Linked DNA regions of Homo sapiens: region 2 is linked to region 1. Evidence: read pairs that join two places in POLR2A ChIA-PET (ENCODE). Cell type or tissue: PC-9. All regions are shown on one strand. Each heading gives the region's core, and the rest is flanking DNA. Links, peaks and the distances in the headings are about the cores only.

What was found. ChIA-PET counts read pairs that join two places held together with the same protein. Peaks named below come from ENCODE experiments on the same cell type or tissue, not always from the same donor. Only the 100,000 strongest peaks of a DNase experiment are listed, where the experiment ranks them.
Region 2: POLR2A ChIA-PET joins it to region 1 with 5 read pairs; 2 of 35 experiments call an interaction of 5 or more read pairs at or near these places.

The regions. Positions count from the first base shown.
Region 1 is chr18:22,609,134-22,617,466 of GRCh38, reverse strand. It overlaps LOC124904262 (a long non-coding RNA gene), which reads left to right and starts at 3,197. Exons shown (of 2, transcript XR_007066307.1): 1 at 3,197-4,702; 2 at 7,274-7,913. In PC-9, for the core only: no CTCF peak of the experiment used is centred there; no DNase peak of the experiment used is centred there.
Region 2 is chr18:23,104,228-23,112,560 of GRCh38, reverse strand. LOC124904266 (a long non-coding RNA gene) reads right to left here and starts at 6,629. Exons shown (of 2, transcript XR_007066311.1): 1 at 6,468-6,629; 2 at 6,016-6,356. RefSeq lists enhancers at 6,285-6,784, 6,785-7,286. In PC-9, for the core only: no CTCF peak of the experiment used is centred there; DNase peaks (open chromatin) are centred at 3,880, 5,800, 6,560 and 7,340; H3K27ac peaks cover 3,727 bases.

The DNA of each region.
Region 1 (8,333 bases), core at 296-8,295:
CATTTGTCTAACCTTTTTTCAAGGTTTTTAGCTTCCTTGTGATGGGTTCAAACATGCTCCTTTAACTTGGAGAAGTTTGTTATTACCAACCTTCTGAAGCCTACTTCTGTCAACTCGTCAGTGTCATTCTCCTTCCAGCTTTGTTCCATTGCTGGCGAGGGGCTGTGATCCTTTGGAGGAGAAGGGGAGTTCTGGTTTTTAGAATTTTCAGCTTTTCTACTCTGGTTTCTCCCCATCTTTATGGTATTATCTACCTTTGGTCTTTGATGTTGGTGACCTACAGATGGGGTTTTGGTTTAGATGTCCTTTTGGTTGATGTTGATGCTATTCTTTCCTGTTTGTTAGTTTTTCTTCTAACAGTCAGGTCCCTCACTGCAGGTCTCTTGGAGTTTGCTGGAGGTCCACTCCAGACCCTATTTGCCTGGGTATCACCAGCGGCGGCTCAGTTGGAAATACAGAAATCACCCATCTTCTGCGTTGATCATGCCAGGAGCTGCAGACCAGAGCTGTTTCTATTCGGCCATCTTGGAATGGACATAAGATGTACTTCTTAAATAATGAAAATTGAAAGACAAAATTACTCCTTGATCCATGGGCTGCAGAATGGATGTTGTGTTAGCAGGCCTGAAAACAACATTCATCTCCTTGTACATTGCCATCAAAGCTCTTGGGTGGCAACATGCATTGTTAATGAGCAGTAATATTTTGAAAAGAATTTTTTTTCTGAGAAGTAGGCCCAACAGTGGGCTTAAAATATTCAGAAAACTATGCGGTAAACAGAAATGCTATCATTCAGGCTTTGTTCTTCCATTTCTAGAGCACAGGCAAAGTAGATTTAGCATCATTCTTAAGGACCTTAGGATTTTTGGAATGGTAAAAGAGCACTGACTTCAACTTAATGTCACCAGCTGCAGTAGCTCCTAACCACAAAATCAGCCTGCCCTTTGTAGCTTCGAAGCCAGGCATTGACTTCTGCTCTATGAAACGATATCTTCTTGCAATATAAGGCTGCTTTGTCTATATTAAAAATCTGTGGTTTAGAATAGTCACCATCATCCATGATCTTAGCTAGATCTCCTGGACTTCTTGCTGCAGCTTGTCCATCAGCACTTGCTGCTTCATCTTGCACTTTTATGGTGTGGAGATGGCTTCTTTCCTTAAACCTCATGAACCAGCCTGTGCTAGCTTCACACTTTTCTTCTGTGGCTTCCTCACAATTGAAGAGAGTTGGGGTCTTGCTCAAACCTGGCTTTGGCTAACAGGGTGTTGTGGCTGTTTTGACCTCCTACCCAGACCACTCAGACTTTCTCCATATCAGCAAGGAGGCTGCTTCACTTCCTTTTCATTTGTGTATTCACTTTTAGTTTCCTTCAAGAACTTTTCCTTTGCAGTCACAACTGCGCTGACTATTGAGTACAAGAAGCCTAGTTTTTGGCCTGTCTCAGCTTCTGACATGCCTTCCTCATTCAGCTTAATCATTTCTAGCTTTTGATTTAAAATGGCACACATGTAACCTTTCCTTTCACTTGAACATTTAGAGGCCATTTTAAGGTTATTATTTGATCTCATGTCAATAGTGTTCTGTCTGAGGGAATAGGGAGGTCCAAAGAGAGGAATGGGGGGAGATGAAGCAGCTGCTGGTTGGTGGAGCCATCAGAACACACACAACATTTATGGATTAAGTTTTCCATCATACATGGGTGCGGTTTGTGGTGCCCCAAAACAATTACAATAGTAACATCAAAGATCACTGATCACCGAATACCATTAAAAGATGTAATAATAATGAAAAATTTTAAAGTATTGTGAGAATTACTAAAATATGACACAGAGACACGAAATGAGCACATGTTGTTGAAAAAAAAAAAAAAGATGGTGCTAATAGACTTGCTCAAAGCAGGGTTGCCATGGACCTTCAATTTGTAAAAAAAGACAGTATCAGTCAAGTGCAATAAAGTGAGATATGCCGGTATATGAGGCTTCGTTCTTGGCCCTGGTGGTGAGGTGGATAAAATGCAGAGGCTCTTTTCCCTGGAGAAACTCCTGAATCCTGTGATCTTAAGCAAGCTTTGTCCAAGAGATCAGATCAACACCTGAATAGTGGAAATTCTGGCTTGACCATTCTGGTTGGTGGTTTTGGTCCTAGAGGTATCCCTTATGACAGAGAAGACTTGTATTTCAGCTGAGTTATCTTTAAGGTAAAATGCTATGCACTGAGTACTATATTTTATTCATTGATACATACTGATCTGTTGAAGATATGTCCCTCTACTCAGGCATCTGCTGACAATATCCTGTTCTCATGGTTTGCTGGTGTGGCCTTCACCACTAGTGTGTTCTGAGACCATCACTGTCACCCCCATGCCTCACAGCTGCCTCCTTTACCAGGCCCTGTGGACTTGAAGTTCTTCTCAATGCTTACCCGCTGCCTTCTGCTCATAGGCATGGTTCTGATGCATCCTAAATAAGTCTGTATGTGTGTCGAGGAGGGTACTGGTAGGAAGGAAAATTATTTGTGCATAAATGAAGGGATATATTATGATATATCAACAGATAATATTTTGTTTCTGCTGTTTCATTTTCACCCAGATTTCTTCTCTTTCTTTTCTCGAAAAATGCTCTTTCTTAAACAGGCCTTGATTTGGAAGCTGGTTTTCTGGAACGGTATTTATCAAGTCTGTTTGCACAGTATCTAACTCTTTGGATGCTTTATCTTTTCTTGTGTCCCATTTAAACCCTTTTTCTTTTTCTGAAAATCATGTTTTTAAATCAGGAAATATTCATTCAATGTCTACTGTGTGAAAGGTAACTTGCTTGGCACTGTGAAAGAAAATTAAAACAAAAGGTGTGCTGTCTTCTAAGATCCTGTAGTTTAGGGGGAGAGACAGGCACATAAATAACTCCAATATGGGCCAATCATGTGAAGTATTTTAGTGAAGAAAAAAAGTGTGTTTGTTTATTTATTTATTTATTGAGACAGAGTCTTGCTCTGTCACCTAGGCTGGAGTGCAGTGGCGTAATCTTGGCTCACTGCAACCTCTGCCTGCTTTGTTCAAGCAATTCTCCTGCCTCAGCTTCCCAAGTAGCTGGTACTACAGGTAAGCACCACCACGCCCGGCTAATTTTTTGTATTTTTGGTAGAGATGGGGTTTCACCATGTTGGCCAGGCTGTTCTTGAACTCCTGACCTTAGGTGATCCGCCCATCTTGGCATCCCAAAGTGCTGGGATTACAGGCATGAGCCACCGCGCCCAGCCAAAAGTATATTTAGCTGGATTAGGTATAGATCTACCCAAGGAGATTGAAGGGGGCAGTCATACATTTTCATCTAAAATCTTCTTTCTTTCCTTAAAATCTTACAAAATCAAATGGGTGGCTGCTTCTACCAAACTGCCCACTCACTTCTTACTTCTCAATTAGTTTTCTCTCTCTTTCTCCCTCAATAAAGATAGGGCACTATGGAAGATTACACCATTTCAAACACATTCCAAAATGCTGTCTCAGCCCATGCCTGGCTGTTACTGCTTTAGGAGAATCTGATGAACATGTTTAAACACTCTTAGCACCCGAGGTTGTCTGTGTATAGTTGGGGAGCAGGTGGCCCGCCTGGGTAGAAAGTTATTACCTATTTTCATTTTTGCTTTGAAGGTTAAAAAGAGTCTGATTCTAATAATCGATTTACCTCTTAAATAGGGAAATAAGTCTGACTCCTGGGAAAAGGACATAAATTAACCTCTGGAAGTCATCAGAACTTATTAGCACATAAATGCTTCTGCTAAATCTGTCACCTTTCATTGAGCGCTCTGCCCGTCATGGGCTGTATTTGAGTTTTGTGGTATGCACTTAAGATTTTTAAGTGTGAGAGACATTTCCTTCTTTCAGGGTGAGGCAGGGTGACCCAAGGTCTCTGAAAGGTAAATACCAACTCCCCTGTCTCCCGAGCGAGCGAGCGAGCGACGGGCCTGTTTACAGTGTACCACCCTTGTCTGCAGGGAACATGCTTCACATTTTCTTCCAGGTGACGGGCTGCCTGCCAGTGACACCGCACACCTCGAGAGCTGCACAGTTTCTGCAGCAATATCATTCCTCTTCGGCTCCACCCTTTCCCTTTGAGCTTTACATTTCGTCCTTGCTCTGTGCAGTGCACCAATCAACACAAATTCAGGCAACCCCTCATTTCTCCCTCCTTTGATGACCCTGAAGCTCATCATCTGGCCAGCCCATCGCAGCCCAGAGCCATGTGTTGGGCGTGCTTCTGCCGTGGCGCTGGGAAGTCTGTCTGGGTGCTGTATTGTTTTATATTTTTCTCCCTCCTTCCCATGGCACCCTTTCTGCTGTTCCTTTCCCACCTTAAAAATAAATCCAAGGATATGAATAGCTTGAAATGAACTAAATCGGTCATTGTTATTACAGGAAAACTTTATACAGAATGCAAGCAATAATCCGCTTATATACACTGCGCTCTTACACAATAACTGATCCTTCATCGCTCTTCTCTGCTTGGCAAACGGAGTAGCTACCTTCTCATTCCCACAGTATTGTGTAAACATGAAAAGAAGCCAGAAGAGGTTCCTTTTATTTTGTTTTTGTTTTTTTGTTGTTTGCTGGCTTCAGGCTGGGCCCCAGCAGAGGGCGAGTGGCAGGAGGACACTTGAGTGGATTCTGCAAAAAGCCACACAGCTTTCCTCTGATGGATCAAAATGGTAATATTGATTCTATAAAAGTTTAAAGAGGTATTATGGCTGATTGGCAGGCATCCCTTTATTGAAGACATATCAAACCACAGGAAAAACTACTGGAACAGCTACTAGAACCCTATGGTTAATATAAAGTTTCCCAAATTCTGAAATTAAGCCTCCTGGCTGCCACCCTGGAGATATTAAACAAACTGTATATCTTCTATGTGCATCACTTATTTGTAAGGATAATTATATTCTTTTTCTGTTTTCCTACACCTTCTACTTCAGAATACACTAAAAACCCCCAAGTCACTTGAGCCCAGGAGTTCAAGGCTGCAGTGAGCTATGATTGCAGCACTGCATTCCAGCCTGGGTGACAGAGAAGGATCCTCTCTCAAAAAAAAAGGAAAAACAAAAATAAAAATTCCCAAGTCAAACCTTTAGTAAGAATTAGACTAAATTATTAAAAGCAATTTTGGAAAAAGAATTTACAAATGCAAAAAGAATGAGCAATTTACCTAGATACTTTGAATTTGCCAAATGAAGCTGATGCTTTGCAATGAAGCCTTTCTCATGCAAATCTGAAATTGCAGATGAACTCCAAATGGGATCCCTGATCTGTGATAGGAACAGATGAAGAAATGAAGCTTTTTATAGTATTTTGATGAACACTTTAATATTTCTCATCTGTCCTTGAGAAAGACATAATACATGCTAGCCTAGGGCTTGCTACATTTGGTATTGCTGTTTTTAGTCGTTAGCAAATTTTCTCAATGCTTTGGCTCTTTTTTTCTTTCTTTTTTTTTTTTTTTTTGAGACAGAGTCTCTCTCTGTCGCCCAGGCTGGAGGCTGGAGTGCAGTGGCGCAATCTCGGCTCACTGCAAGCTCTGCCTCCTGGGTTCACGCCATTCTCCTGCCTCAGCCTCCTGAGTAGCTGGGACCACAGGCACCCGCCACCATGCTTGGCTAATTTTTTGTATTTTTTTTAGTAGAGATGAGGTTTCGCCGTGTTGGCCAGGATCGTCTCGATCTCCTGACCTCATGATCCACCTGCCTCGGCCTCCCAAAGTGCTGGGATTGCAGGCGTGAGCCACCGTACCCAGCTAATGCTTTGGCTCTTAATTAGGACTAAGAAACATTTAGCAAAAGCTAAAGAGTCAGCTGGGTAATTAGGAAGTCAGGTCAATCAGTTCAACCTTTTCTATGTCCCTGCTGCAGGCAGGGCACTGAGTTGAGCGTCATGTAGGATATAAAGGTGAGTAAGAAATAGATGCTTTCCTCCAGGAGCTAGGAGACTAGCTAAGAATCTAGGATAAGGACACAGCACTTCAATCGAAGACATTAAGATGGTACAAATAAAGTGTGTAGGTTCTATTTATGGTAACCTAGGAAACATAAAAGCAAAGGAGGAGTTTTAAAAAATACTCGCTTGGAAATTAACATTTCTCTAAGATCAATGGTCAGTTCTCTTTATTAGTCTAGAGGCAGCAAACTTTTCTTTCCTGGGGCCTTATCCACAGCAGGTGCTTAGGTTACTTTATTAGAAATAGCAATAGTTTATGAGAACTGGACAGAAAGACTGCCACCTTCTTCACTCTCTCTAGCATCAGTGCAAAATCATGTGGAGGTTTGATTGTTAAAAAGCTACTAGACATGGTTTTGTGGTTTGCATTTGACCTAATCTACAAGATTGTTTTAGAGCTAAATGTTTTGAGGAAGGATCCATAGATCTTAAGAAATAAAAGAACTATAAGCAAATTGATCCAACTCCTTGTTTTTAAATAGATAAGGTGTCTTTAGTCCCCATTTGATGGACACTATTCAGAGATTGAATGCATTGCTGGAAGTTGCATGTGGTATAAGCATAGGAAGACTGGACTCCTGGTCCTTTGCCTCCCAGGACAGCGCTGTTGCACCACCTCTTGTAGATGAGAAAATTAAAACACAAAATTCCTGCGCATTGGTAGAAAACTCTTGTTTTTGTTTTCTTGCCTGTTAATCCAAACCTCTAGCTATAAAATAATATTATTCTTGGAGATCTTAATTGTCATTATTTATGTAAGATTTATACCACATCTATTTCCAAAAAAATTTTTAAATACATTGCAACCTTATATACACTACAGAATAAAACATCTAGAAACAGAACAACACCCTTTTTTTCTGAAAATTAGACAGAGTTAGCAAATAGCTGACGGGCAAGCATATGTTATTCCACTCCAGGATGGAATTTAGTTTTGAAGTTTCTTTGCAGATGAGATAAAATTATAAGTGTGTGAAACTATATTATTCCCTTACCTATTGGCTTTAAATTGGATTTCCAAATTTAGTAGAACCCAAAAATGAGAAGAAAGTGTTTTTTAATAGACCTTGTAGATGATCTTTCAAGTTTTGACCTTGTATAAAGCATTAGATTAAGAAACAAAGTATAAAAAACAATTACTCTTCAGTACTTGTGTGCATGTGTTTTAGAAGGATAATGGCAGTGGGCACATTTCTGGACCTGCAGCATGGGTGGGGAAAGTTTCTCTTTTGTGGGAGGGATGTCTAAAGTTTTCTCTAATTGTTTTTAGAATACCTATTTTTTTTTTCTAGAAAGAACGTCGGTCCTGGCAGTCTTTCAGCCACAAAGCTTTGAGAAATGGGGCTAAATATTAATAATAACTGCTTGGATTATAATGAGGAATCAATCAAAACACATACTGTTGATGAAGATGCCTTGAACACCGTGGATGCTGTAGAATAAGGGATTATGACTACAGCAATTCTTGGCTCCCTTCTCTGTTTGTTTAAGGGTTACACAGGCTTTGTTTAATATCTCCGTGTCTCAGTCCTTTCGGTTGAAGCACAAGGCATGCTTCAGCCACCTGAGATTAACTGCTAAACCCTGCAGCAAGCCAGCATCTCCTCCCTGCTGCCTCTCATCCGTCAGGATCTGCTCTGGAAATGGGCCAGTGGTGACGTGTGGGAATGCAGCCCTTTGTGTTTGTTTTTGGTGTTGGATTTGGTGGCCTTGGTCACGGATTGGCTTCCTTCTTTGAAACTGAACATCTTCCATGCCTTTGTGATTGAGTGACAAAAGTTCAACCTGCACATGCCAAAATGAACAGCCTAGAAAACTGATTATGGTTTCAGGACCAGCTTTAAAAAAAAGCAACAAAACCCTTCCAGTCACCCAGAGTTCTAAACATAATCGGTTGGTTCCCAGAAGTACAATAAAAGGAAGCCAGAAGTATTTTAGTCCCTAGTTGTTTATGAATCAACCTGATTTTCTTTTTCAGACTTTGAAGGTCACAGAATCAAATCATGTGGAGCCATTTCCATCAGTCCTCCTACCCACCCTTTCTCCCCTGTTCTCTGTTGCAAGTAGGGTTTTGCTAGGTTTAAGTAGAACATTGCTCAGAATTTCCAGGGGTTCTTAATTAAAGCAGGTTTCTTTTCCAAGAAAGCTGCCTTGGAAATTACTGGAAGGGAAGCAACAGTGACAAGTAAAGCAGGCGTCAGAATACCTTCAGTGTACCCCAGCCCTGCTCCTCCCCTAGAGCACAGGCTCAGGAGTTCTGCTGGCCTTAGGTAGAAGCCAAGGAAGAGGGGCCTGCACTCATCTTTCTGAGTAAGCCAGGGCACTTCATGTCTGGGATAAAGCCAGCAGGGC
Region 2 (8,333 bases), core at 9-8,008, 500 kb before region 1:
AAGCCCAACCCTCATGGGGAGGGCACTGTAAGTATCCCAGTTGACAGCCTGTGCTGAGGTTCCAGTGAATAACCAGCCATATCTGTGGGTAAAGATGCTTCCAGATGATTCCAGTCCCAGCTCTCATGTTGCCTCCAATCCTTGAGTCTTCCAAGCTAAAGTCCCAGAAACTGTGGAGTAGAGACTAACCATTTCTTCTGTGCCCTGCCCTGGATTCCCAGCCCACCAAACTGGTGGGCAAATGAAATAGCTGGTTTAAGCTAAGTTTGGGGTTGTTTTTTTTTTTTTTTTGAGACGGAGTCTCACTCTGTCACCAAGCTGGAGTGCAGTGGCGCGATCTCGGCTCACTGCAACCACTGCCTCCCCAGTTCAAGCAATTCTCCTGCCTTACCCTCCCAACTGGCTGGGACTACAGGCATGCGCCACCATGTCCAGCTAAGTTTTGTATTTTTTTTTTTTTTTGAGACAGAGTCTCGCTCTGTCACCCAGGCTGGAGTGCAGTGGCACGATCTTGGCTCACTGCAAGCTCCGCCTCTTGGGTTCACACCATTCTCCTGCCTCAGCCTCCCGAGTAGCTGGGACTACAGGTGCCCATGACCGCGCCCGGCTAATTTTCTGTACTTTCAGTAGAGACAGGGTTTCACCGTGTTAGCTAGGATGGTCTCGATCTCCTGACCTCGTGATCCACCCGCCTTGGCCTCCCAAAGTGCTGGGATTATAGGCGTAAGCCACCGTGCCCGGCCCAAGTTTTGTATTTTTAGTAGAGACGGAGATTTAAGAAGCTTCTCACAGAACTTGCTCAGGTGAAGCTGATCTTAAGCTGCTCATCTCTCAGGCATCCTCATCTCAGTAAGTGATTTCATCACTTATCTGATACCCAATTGCCCAGGCCAGAAATCTAGACATTGTCAGTAAGTTCTCTCTTTCCCTCACCCTCCATTCAGTCCATCAGCAAGTCCTGTGCCCTCCATCTTCAAAACATTTCCCATATAGGAGCACTTTTCACCTATGCCACGGGTTTAACCTTAATCCAAACCACATCATCTCTCTCCTGGACACTCTACAGAGTCCTCTCTGGTCTCCCTGCTTCCACTCCTGGTCTGCAGTTCCCTTCCCCACAATCAAGTCTCCAGAAGCCACAATGATCGTTTCAAGATGTCAGTTACATCACAAGCCCCAAGCCCTCCTTGCTTACCTGTCTGGTGATTGTCTGGGAATCTAGCTGGGGCTCTTGGTCAGAACATCCACATCTAGCTTCTCCGTGTGGCCTGGACTTCCTCACAATATGGTGGCTGGGTTCAGAGAAGAAGCATCCCAAGAGAAAGCAAGAGAGTCCCCCAGAACCACGTTGCTTTCTAGGACTGAGCCTCGGATGTCACTTCTGCCACATTCTATTGGTTGAGGCAGTTACAAAGTTCCACCCAAGTTCAAGGGGAGGGAACACAAACTCTACCTCTTAATGAGGCCTGCTAAGGTCACATTCTAAGAAAAGAATCTAGAGTGGAATATATATTCGTGCAGCCACCCTTGGAAAATACAATATACCACACCATCCAAAAAGATTTAATTCCATAAGTGACCAGGCGCAGTGGCTCATGCCTGTAATCCCAGCACTTTGGGAGGCCGAGGCTGGTGGATAGCCTGAGGTCAGGAGTTCGAGACCAGCCTGGCCAACATGGTGAAACCTCATCTCTACTACAACTACAAAAATTTGCCGGGCATGGTGGTGTGCACCTGTAGTCCCAGCTACTCAGGAGCTGAGGCAGGAGAATCGCTTGAACCCGAGAGTTTGGAGGTTGCAGTGAGCTGAGATTGCACCACTGCACTCCAGCCTGGGCAACAGAGTAAGACTCCATCTCAAACAAACAAAAGAAGATTTAACTCCATAAGAAAGAAAATCATCTATACACCAAAAAATATCACAAGGACAATATAAATGCAAAAGACAGGTTAAAGAAGCGCTAATTCCTCTTCTTTAGCTCCTCACTGAACTCCTCCTTTGGACATTGTGGGTTGATTTCAAGCTTCAAGGGTATTTGGCTGGTAACATCTTTTATAATCCTACAGGGACAGGAAGCCAAGAATGCTCTCTCCCTCAGCTCTACCTGTAAGGTTCACTTCAGATGCTCCTTTCCACAGCCCCTCCTCACCCCCTGTTACCAGCTACTCACCCCTTCTCCCTTAATTATTCACCTTTTAAAATCTTACCTCTCTTTAATCCCTCAAGTGTCAAGTTGTAGACCTTAAATATATACAATGCTTATATGTCAATAAAAAATTTTTTTTTCTTTTTAAAGAAGCTGGGTGTGGTGGCTCATGCTTGTAATCCCTCGTACTCAGGAGGCTGAGGTGGGAGGATGACTTGAGGCCAAGAGTTTGAGACCAGCCCAGGCAACACAGCAAAAACATCTTCGCTAAAAAAAAAAGACAGAGAGAGAGAGTATATTGAACTATAGATTTTTCAAAGGGCAGGGATTTTTTAAATTAATTACTGACCCCCTTCCTGCCCTGGTCCCATTACTGTTCACATGTATTAATTATTTAATATATGGTGGTGGAATTCACAAAGAAGTGATTGTGAACCAGGATCCAGCTCATCAATAGTTAATCCTGGAATATAGTAGGTGCTCAATTAAAACTTTTTTTTTTTTTTGAGATGGAGTCTTGCTCTGTCGCCCAGGCTGGAGTGCAGTGGCACGATCTTGGCTCATTGCAGTCTCCACCTCCCGGGTTCAAGCAATTCTCCTATCTCAGCCTCCTGAGTAGCTGGGATTACAAGTGCCTACCACCATGCCTGACTAATTTTTGTATTTCAGGAGAGATGGGGTTTAACCGCGATGCCCAGGCTGGTCTCGAACTCCTGACCTCAAGCAATCCACCCGCTTTGGCCTCCCAAAATGCTGGGATTACAGGCCTGAGACACTGCATGCTGCCTAAAACATGGTTTTTGTTTGGTTTGTTTGTTTTGAGAAAGAGTTTTGCTCTTGTTCCTTAGGCTGGAGTGCGATGGTGTGGTCTCGGTTCACTGCAACCTCTGCCTCCTGGGTTCAAGCTAGTCTCGTGCCTCAGCCTCCTAAGTAGCTGGGATTATAGGTGCCTGCTACCACAGCTGGCTAATTTTCATATTTTTAGTAGAGATGGGGTTTCACCGTGTTGGCCAGGCTGGTCTCGAACTCCTGACCTCACGCTATCCACCCACCTCGGCCTCCCACAGTGCTGGGATTATAGGCATGAGCCATCACGCCTGGCCCTAAAACAAGTTTTTAATGAATGGACTGCAATCCACCAAATACGAGACACTTATGGGAGAAGTAAGCCTAAGAGCTGATCCTTGCCTTCAGTTACTATTGACATCTTGTCCAACAACAGAAGAGCTGTTACAGGCAGTCAATGATTATAAGTTACTGATGACAGTCAGCAGGATTTAGAGAGACAGCTTTCCTAAGCATGGACAGGCAAAGTCAGAAAACATAAAGGAGAAGATTGATGGTTTCTATTGCATAAAAGTGAAACACTTTGGCTGGAAACGGTGGCTGACACCTGTAATCCCAGCACTTTGCAGGCCGAGGCAGTTGGATCGCCTGAGGTAGGGAGTTCGAGACCAGCCTGACCAACATGGAGCAACCCCATCTCTACTAAAAATATAAAATTAGCCAGGCGTGGTGGGGCATGCTTGTAATCCCAGCTACTCAGGAGGCTGAGGCAGGAGAATCACCTGAACCCAGGAGACAGAGGTTGCAGTGAGCCGAGATCGCCATTGTACTCCAGCCTGGGCAACAAGAATGAAACTCCGTCTCAAAAAAAAAAAAAAAAAAAGTTGCATGTCAGAAACCTTTAAAATTGGCATGCTCTGTGACCTGGCATTTCGACATTTTCAGATTCATGCCAAAGAATTTATTTCACAGGTCTGCCAAGATTTGTACACAAAGATGCTCCTTGAAGTATTGTTTTTAATAGCAGAAAATTGGAATTAATGTCTAGCCATTGGGACTGCTTAAATAGATCACTATAAAGCAACACTACATAGCCAACAACTATATAGCCATTTCAAATGCTGATACGAAATAACATTTAATGAAATGGAAGTATATTTACGTTATATAGCTAATTTTAAAAAATCAGATTCTCAAGCAAATGTACAATGTCATTTTTTCATCATATAGATATATACACACACATATACATATTCCATAAACATTAACTTGCAGATAAGCAGCCTAGAATGATTTATACCAAAATTTTAGAATTCTGAGTGATTTTATTTTTCTTGTCTCTTTTATGTGTTTTTAAACATTCCACACTCACTTATATTACTTTTTCTATTCAAGGAAAAAAATACCATTATTTCTCTTTAGTGGTGTGGAAGTTGGCCCTTAAATATAGATGGGAATGCCAGTTCGGCTGTTTCCTTTGAAAACATCTCAAGGCCCCAGGGGTGCACATTTACAACAGCCCGTTCTCTCCTGAGAGTAGAGGGAGGGTGGGAGGAATTTTGGTGAATGTCTGTACTTGCAATTCATCCTGCAGTTAATCTTTAAGACTGTGGGAATAGGTGCTTTGCGTTCCCTAGAACTGAAGCACATAGGTCTGGTTTGCCGTCCTTTTGTCTATATCACGTGGAAAGGTCTGGGCGTGGAGGCCTGCCTTAATCTAAATGCCACACCAGCCCCATCAGGGGCATTTCTGTTTCCTAAGTGATCCGACAGATGTGCTTTATTTTCTCCCATCAGAAATAAAGGGATGATATCATCAGTTCTATACACTGCACGTGGGGGTGGTGGAGAAGTGAATGACAGCATTCTGCAGGATAGAACCAGATGGGTGTGAGAAGCTGGATGGTAAGAGGGAAACAAAGTTTACTTATCTTCTTGATTTAGCTCTCAGTTTTATGAGGATACAGAAAAATCATGCGAAGAAACCTGATGGGAATAGTCTCTAACACTAAAAAATAAAGCAATGGGGCCGGGTACTGTGGCTCACGCCTGTAATCCCAGCACTTTGAGAGGCTGAGATGGGTGGATCTTGAGGTCAGGAGATCGAGACCTCTTGGCCAGCAAGGTGAAACCCCATCTCTACTAAAATACAAAAAATTAGCTGGGCATGGTGGCACGTGCCTGTAGTCCCAGCTACTTGGGAGGATGAGGCAGGGGAATTGCTTGAACCTCGGAGGCGGAGGTTGCAGTAAGCTGAGATCACGCCACTTCACTCCAGCCTGGCAACAGAGCAAGACTCTGTCTCAAAAAAAAAAAAAAAAAAAAAAGCAATGACTCAATCTTCAGGAATTCCTCTGACTCTATTTCCAAATATAATTCCTATATAAAACTACCCCCCTGCACTTTAGGGACCACTAAGCAACTGAATATTACAAGACAGAAAAAAGGAAGATTAACAATATGTGTTCAGATGCTTGCACCAAATATTAAACCTTGTCAGTTCACCATGGTTATACCCACGGGGGATCTGTGGGTATAAATAAAGACATTTCCTTCAACTTCAAGGTATTTGTTTTTTCCACTGTGCTATTTGCTAGAACCAAAAGATCAGGAAATGCTTCTAAATGCTCAAGTGTTTTAGCTGACTTTTTACAAGGTTTCCTTTGGATTCAGGAAGCTTTGAATGGCATAAATGGGCTCTGTGCAGATGCTTCTAGAAAGTTTATGTGTGCTCATCTCAGAGATTCCCAGAGAGTGGCTACCTCCACATCCCACCTCATGGGGCCCATGACCGATGACAATAACGTCAAAGGAGGCTGTAACTCTCTCTTAACTTTTTCAGGCTTGAAACCACAGAAAGCAATAAATTCAATGACACATATGATCGGCATCTTTCCCGTGCCAGCAGCCACGGCTGTGAGCCGCCAGGGACCCAGTTGTGTTAGAGACCTTGACCTCATAGAGTTGACAGCTGGGAGTGAGAATGGAGCTAAGGTGGGGACTGCTAACAGGCTTCTGGATATTTCTGTTCTTATTTTATTCTTGGATAAGATGACAGAGGAAAATGATTTTAAACAACCTGTTTGATAAAACCATTGGCGTATTTAATGGAATGCCCTCTACAAATGCTAAAGGGAAATTTAATAATCCCACAAAGTCTCCCAACTCTCTCCCTTTCTAAATACAGTTGCATGTCCTACAGCTACCCCACAAATCTCTCTCCTCTTTTCCTCCACAATCTCCCAAATTCACTCCCAACCCAGCCTCTGACTTCTCTCTCTCTCCTTTTTCTCATCCTTTTCCAGTGGATGGGTCCTTCTTCCTCCAGCAACTGTCTCTTCTTTCCCGTAAATCAAGTCAGGTCAATCTTGGCCCTTCTCATTTTCCTCCTTTCCTTCAACCGCACAAACGCAGGCACGGCATCTACCAAGAAAGACCGACTTCTCCTTATTCAGTGCGGGAACTCAGCCGGTTATATACAGTTAACTGGTTCCACAAATGCGCAACCTGAAGCAGAGAGGGCAAGGAACTTACCCAAGGCCACACAGCCTGGAAGTAGCAGAACCAGTCTTCAAACTTCCTGATTTCAAAGCTTGGGCTGTTTCCAAAGTGCAGGGGAGGCCCTCAGGGAGGGTTCTGGGTGGATGAGGAACAGAATTAAGTCCTGTTTACCGACCGCCATGTCCTCTCAGACTCAGGGGGCGGATCCGCTTCCACGCCCAAGACAGGAAACAGCCTTTCTCCCGGGAAGCTCCCTAAGGTCTGCGCCTCAGGAAAATTGTCCATCCCCATATCTTGGAAAAAAGCTTTCTTGCTCCCAGAGGCCTGCACAGGGGCGTCCACGCTGGCTTCCTGTGAATGGCGCCCCTGGAGTTGCGGGAGGCATTTTGCCCCTGGCTGCACAGTTCCTTTATTTCTCATGACGCTTTTTTGGAGGCCTTGAGGAGAAGAACTGCAGCATCTGCTCTTGGTTCACAGCCCTGCCGAGGTTCAAAGCCCACGGTTTCTCACTAACGCTTCAGGCAGGGCCAATCAATACCCTAAGCTTCAAACTCATGCTGTGTAAGGAACCTGTAAGAACTGACACCTCTGGGTTGCAGTGAGCCGAGGTCACGCCACTGCACTCCAGCCTAGGCGACAGAGGGAGACTCCGTTTCAAAAAAAAAAAAACTCCTCTGGTAGTTGCAGGTGTTTCAAAGGCTCTGAGAAAAGAGTGTCCCAAATATATACGTAAATACATGACCATCTTCTCAAGAAGTTACTGTTATGTAAAGTTCAAAAAACAACCACTTTAAGGGGAAATTGATGGGGTTCAGAACATGCTACCCTAAACTATGGCACCTTGGTATTTGAGAAAACAGCCCTGAAGACAGGCACACAGAAGAATCTAAACAAACAGGTCCTGCTGGGTTCCCTTCAGTTTATTCCCATTGGATCACATCCTTTTCCCTTCCAGTCCTATTTCTTTACAACTGTCCACTTTTCGTTAAACTAAAAGTAACAATGCACAAGTTTAACCATTTCTTTGGGTCTTAAATGCTGAAGGCTCCCGTGTCATGTAAAACTTACAATGAATTAAATTTGTATGCCTTTTCTCTCCCTCTTTTTCTTTTTTCTTTCTTTTTCTTTTCTTTTTTTTTTTTTTTTTGACACAGAATCTTGCTGTGTCACCCAGGCTGGAGTGCAGTGGCGTGATCTTGGCCCACTGCAATCTCTGCCTCCCGGGTTCAAGCAATTCTTGTGCCTCTACCTCCCGAGTAGCTGGGACTACAGGTACGTGTCACCGCGCCCAGCTAATTTTTGTATTTTTGGTAGACGGGGTTTCACCATGTTAGCCAGGCTGGTCTCGAACTCCTGACCTCAAGTGATCCGCCCGCCCTAGCCTGCCAAATCTTTTTGGGACGAAGTCTCACTCTGTCGCCCAGGCTGGAGTGCAGTGGTGCGATCTTGGCTCACTGCAACCTCCGCCTCCTGGGCTCAAGCAATTCTCCTGCTGCAGCCTCCCAAGTAGCTAGGATGACAGGTGTGCGCCACCACGCCTGGGTAAGCAAATAAATATATTTTTTTTCTTTTTTGGGACAGGGTGTCACTCTGTCACTCAGGCTGGAGTGCAGTGGTGCAATCATAGCTCACTGCAGTCTTGACCTCCTAGGCTCAAGCAGTCCTCCCACCGCAGTCCCTCAAATAGCTGGGATTATAAGTGTGTGCCACCATGCCCAGATGATTTTTTAAATTTTTTTGTAGAGATAGTGGTCTTATTATATTGTCCAGGCTAGTCTCAAACTCCTGGCCTCAAGTGACCCTCCCTCCTGATCCTCCTTCTTTGGCCTCCCAAAGTGCTGGGATCACAGGCATGAGTCACCATGCCTGGTTCCTTTTCTCTTGCTAATCTGTCTTTTG